Regions from separate parts of the Homo sapiens genome. Here region 2 is linked to region 1. Evidence: read pairs that join two places in POLR2A ChIA-PET (ENCODE). Cell type or tissue: Panc1. All regions are shown on one strand.

Region 1 (2,500 bases):
TTAGGATGAATAAGTTCTGGACATCTATTGAACAACGTGGTGACTGTGATTACTCATAATGTATTTCATACTTGAAAATTGCTAAGAGAATAGATCTTAAATGTTCTCACTGCAAGAAAAGAATAAGCATGTCTGGTGATGGATATGCAAACTAGCTTGATTTAATCATTTCACAATGTATGTGGATAGCAAAATGTGACTTGTGTACCATAAATATATATAATATTTATTTGTCTTTTATAAATAAATTGCTTAACTTTTTAAAAAGAAAAAAAAAAAGACTGATGACCACTTTAGAGATTAGGAAAGTGAAAGACAATTAACTGAAAACTTTGTTCAAAAGCTTTCCTCCAGAGGCTGGACGCAGTGGCTCATGACTGTAATCCAAGCACTCTGAGAGGCTGAGGTGGGCAGATCGCTTGGCCCAGGCGTTCCGCTTGAGCTTAGGAGTTTGAGATCAGCCTGGACAACATGGTGAAACCCTGTCTCTACAAAAAATAGCTGGGTGTGGTGGCATGTGCCTGTAGTTCCAGTTACTTGGAAGGCTGAGGTGGAAGGACTGCTTGAGCCTGGGAGGTCAAGGCTACAGTGAGCCAAGATTGCGCCACTGCCCTCCAGCCTGGGTGACAGAGCAAGACCCTCTCTCTCAAAAAAAAGCTTTCCTCCACCTAGCAATATGGTCGGCAATAGAATAGACCTCAGTGCAGAAACTCTGGTGGAATCATGACTATTAGTCCACTATCCATTCATTCAGCAAAATATTTATTGAGCACCTACCATATGCCAGACTCTGCTCTGAGTTTTGAGGATACACCTGTGAACAAAACAAAATTCCTGAACTCAAAAAGTTAGATTCTAGTTGGGAGGGAGAGGTAGCAAACAATACATATATCAGACATAACATATATCCTGCATGACAAATGCTATATTTAAAAATTACAGCAAAAAATAGACATGTGCACTCATGTTCATGGAGCATTGTTCACAATAGCCAAAAGGTGGAAGCAAACCAAGCATCCATCAACAGGTGAATGAATAAACAATATGTGCTCTGTACACACAATGGAATAGTATTCATCCTTAAAAAGAAGGAAATTCTGCCACATGCTGCAACACGGATCAACCTTCAGGACATTATGCCAGTGAAATAAGCTAGTTACAAAAAGCGACACACTGTGCAAGTCCACTTATATGAAGTACATAGAGTAGTCAAATTCACAGAGAGGAAAGGAGATTCGTGGTTGCTAGGGGCTGGAGGATGAGAGAATGGGGAGTTATTGTTTAGTGTGTACAAAGGTCTAGTTTTGTAAGATGACAAGAGCTCTGGAGATGAATGGTGGTGATGGTTACACAGCAATATGAATGTAGTGAATACCATTGAACTGTACGCTTAAAAACAGGTAAGGTAGCTGGGCGCAGTGGCTCACACCTGTAACCCGAGCACTTTGGGAGGCCAAGGCAGGAGGATGTCTTGAGGCCAGGAGTTCAAGATCACCCTGGGCAACAGAGTTAGATCTAATCTCTACAAAAAATTTAAAAATTGGCCGAGCATGGTGGCGCATGCCTGTGGGCCCAGTTACTTGGGAGGCTGAGGTGGGAGGATTGCTGGAGCCCTGGAAGCGGAGGTTGAAGTGAGCCATGATCTCACCACTGTACTCTAGCCTGAGTGACAGAGTGAGACCCAGTTTCACACACACATACAAAGATAGTAATTTTTATGTTATGTGTATTTTATCACAATTGAAAATATTTTTTAGAAAAAGCATAGACAGACCAGGAACTGTGGCTCACGTCTGTAATCCCAGCACTTTGGAAGGCCAAGGCGGGTGGATTGCCTGAAGTCAGGAGTTCGAGACCAGTCTGGCCAACATGGTGAAACCCCATCTCTACTCAAAATACAAAAAATTAGCCAGGCGTGATGGTGGCAGGCACCTGTAATCCCAGCTACTCGGGAGGCTGAGGCAGGAGAGCCACTTGAACCCGGGAGGCGGAGGTTGCAGTGAGCTGAGATCACACTATTGCACTCCAGCCTGGGCAACAAGAGTGAAACTCCACCTCAAAAAAAAAAAAAAAAAGAAAAAGGATAGTATGTTGGGATGGGGTTAGCATTGTTAGATAAGGGTTCTCTCAACAGACTAAGAACACCCTTACAGTTTGTCCAAAAGGATACCCAAGAAACTAGAATCAATGCCTGCCTCTAGGGAAACGAACCCAGGGACAAGAGGTCAAGAGTTGGAACGGGGGCCAGCCGCAGTGGCTCACACCTGTAATCCCAGCACTTTGGGAGGCCAGATCACTTGAGGTCAAGAGTTCAAAACCAGCCTGGTCAACATGGGGAAACCCTGTCTCTACGAAAAAAAAAAAAACAACCATTAGCCAGGAGTGGTGGCATGTGCCTGTAATCCCAGTTACTCAGTAGGCTGAAGCAGGAGAATCACTTGAACCCAGGAGGCAGAGGTTGCAGTGAGCTGAGATGGCGCCACTGCACTCCAGCCTGAGT
Region 2 (2,500 bases), 92 kb before region 1:
TGCTAGTGGAATAAAATACTTTGTTTTGCTCTGAAGAGACTGAAATTGTTCAGGCTTATTATGGCTCATAGATTACAGAGAATGATGCTAGTTACATGCCAATGAACTATTTTTACTCTTTTTATATGAAATGTAAAAATTTGTAGGGGTTCTGGTGATGGTGGTACCTCTTATTACCTTATGTAAAACACTTGAACAGCCTCATCAATATTGCCGTCATCTGTTTAACACTCCCAGTATATTTTCTCAATGTCTGTTTACTTAAAATTTTGTGGAGTGACATAATTAATAAGCAATAAAGTCTGAATTATACACAGCGATTTTTCTACACATTTTATTTCAGATCACTTCAGAGAGAATTGTTGATTTTATAAATCTGCATGGCCTTATGGTGCAAGATGTACCCTCCTACTAGAAACTATTCAAAATGTTGGATTAAAAAATGTTTTTCAAATGAGCTCACAGGAGAAAAGGAATGCCTAGAGGCCAAAAAATTCAGTGAAAGTTGGAACCTAGAGGTTAAGGACAGCTTTAGTTTTCAGCTTCAAGGGCCCAGAAGACAAGAGATGAAGGCCAGGATCAGCCTAGGTTAGGGAGTCATACCCCCGACACATCTGTAAGACTGAGGCCCATCCTCCAGTGCGAGCCCTGAGGAAATTTCTGTCTTGGAACTGGTTCTGGATGGAAGAGTAAAATATAAGTATATACATATATATACACATATATAAGTATGGATACACACACACTCCTGACAGTTTGTGCCCCCAAGTTACCTCACACTTGGATTTCAGCCCAAATTCCTCCCCCTATGTATGATTTTAAAACAGACAAAACCTCAAGCCAATATCTTAGTTGAACCAAATCAGTAGGGGCTCTAGGTAACTGTTAGAAATGAACACACATCTCTGTTCTTTCAGAACTCAACTTGAACCCAGACCACCAGTGAGGTGCCCCATAAAGAGTTTATGGAATGTGTCCTCACAGTCAAAAATCACAATACATAAAAGCAAGGCATGAGAGCCTGCCCAAAAATCTTAGGGGAACAGGAGCCACAAGGGTATAGTGATACTCTACAGACTCAAAGTGTGTTTTAAATAAATAAACTGAATGGGGAACAAGACAATTATCAGAAGATTTGAAAACCAAAGAGAACTTCTTGAAATGAAAAAATTGAAATTGAATTTAAAGATGACAAATACACTTGCAGTGAACCTTGACAAATCTGATATGTTTAAATATCCTATGGAATGAAACGGGTACTGGCCGGCACTTTGGATTTTCTCTTTTTGATTGCAGCATTAGAATCATTCCACACCGTTTTGTCACAGGCCACAGCTTTTTTTTATTTGTTGCTTGATTCAAGCTTTCACCAAGCCCTGCTTGGTACTGTAGATGTGCCTAACCCTGGATCTTGGAATTTTTTCGGAGGGTTTTTCTTTTCTTTTTTTTTTTTTTTTTTTGTAGAGAGATAGGGTCTTGCTCTGTCACCCAGGCTGGAGTGCAGTGGCACGATCATAACTCACTGCAGCCTCCCCAGGACCTAGGCTCCCGAGTAACCAGGACTCCAGATTCCCAGAAGAGAGCAGTATTGAGGATTCGGCCAGTGTTTCCAGAGGGCTGGCTGTGATTGCTTTAACCATAAATTTGGCAGGGTGTGGTGGCTCACTCCTGTAATCACAGCACTTTGGGAGGCCGAGGCAGGCAGATCACTTGAGGCCAGGAGTTCAAGACCAGCCTGGCCAACATAGCAAAACCCCATCTCTACTAAAAATACAAAAAAACTAGCTGTGCGTGGTGACAGGCACCTGTAATCCCAGCTACTCAGGAGGTTGAGGCATGAGAATCGCTTGAACCCGGGAGATGGAGGTTGTGGTGAGCAGAGATCACACCATTGCACTCCAGCCTGGGCAACAGAGCAAGACCCTGTCTCAAAAATAAATAATAAATATAAAAGTCATGCTATGTAGTAACAATAGAGATTTGTGTTTGCGTGTTTTTACCTTTGAATATTCCAGAGTGAAAACAGAACAAGAGGGATTGGACATCTAAGATTCAAAATTTCAGTATTTTCAGTTAATGTGACAAAAAAATAAGTAATATGTAACCCAGAGTGATTTTCAAATTTGTGTTCCTTTAGTGAGGAAATTAATTAGGGGTCTTTACTAACATTTTTTAATGGAATGGGAGACAATAGAATTGAACAGAAAATACCAGCATGCACTACCTGTTGTAAGAGGGTTTTTTTTCCCTGTGAAAACTTTAGTTTGGGGTGTGCATGTATGGGTACTGAGTCACTATGTAAAGTTTATTAAAATGAGTCATGAAAAAAGTGTGAAAGCCACTGATCAGAGCACGCGAAAGATGAAACGACTTTTATATGAAGATTGTTAATTTTCAGAGGCACAAAATGTGCCTTTCAAAGGGCTAAGGACTTTTATCATTGATTTTTGCATTATTCCTGAAGATCAATTAAGTAAAGCTACATTGCACAATATGAGGA

What was found. ChIA-PET counts read pairs that join two places held together with the same protein. Peaks named below come from ENCODE experiments on the same cell type or tissue, not always from the same donor. Only the 100,000 strongest peaks of a DNase experiment are listed, where the experiment ranks them.
Region 2: POLR2A ChIA-PET joins it to region 1 with 10 read pairs; 3 of 35 experiments call an interaction of 5 or more read pairs at or near these places.

Annotation. Positions count from the first base shown.
Region 1 is chr4:183,545,566-183,548,065 of GRCh38, reverse strand. It overlaps LOC101929996 (a long non-coding RNA gene), which reads right to left. Exons shown (of 4, transcript XR_939540.3): 3 at 778-814. Among named protein-coding and RNA genes, the nearest start is that of ING2, 42 kb to the right of the region's middle. In Panc1, no CTCF peak of the experiment used is centred here; no DNase peak of the experiment used is centred here.
Region 2 is chr4:183,637,455-183,639,954 of GRCh38, reverse strand. It overlaps RWDD4 (RWD domain containing 4), which reads left to right. Exons shown (of 8, transcript NM_152682.4): 8 at 1-320. Among named protein-coding and RNA genes, the nearest start is that of RWDD4, 20 kb to the left of the region's middle. In Panc1, no CTCF peak of the experiment used is centred here; DNase peaks (open chromatin) are centred at 1,306 and 2,294; H3K27ac peaks cover 1,790 bases.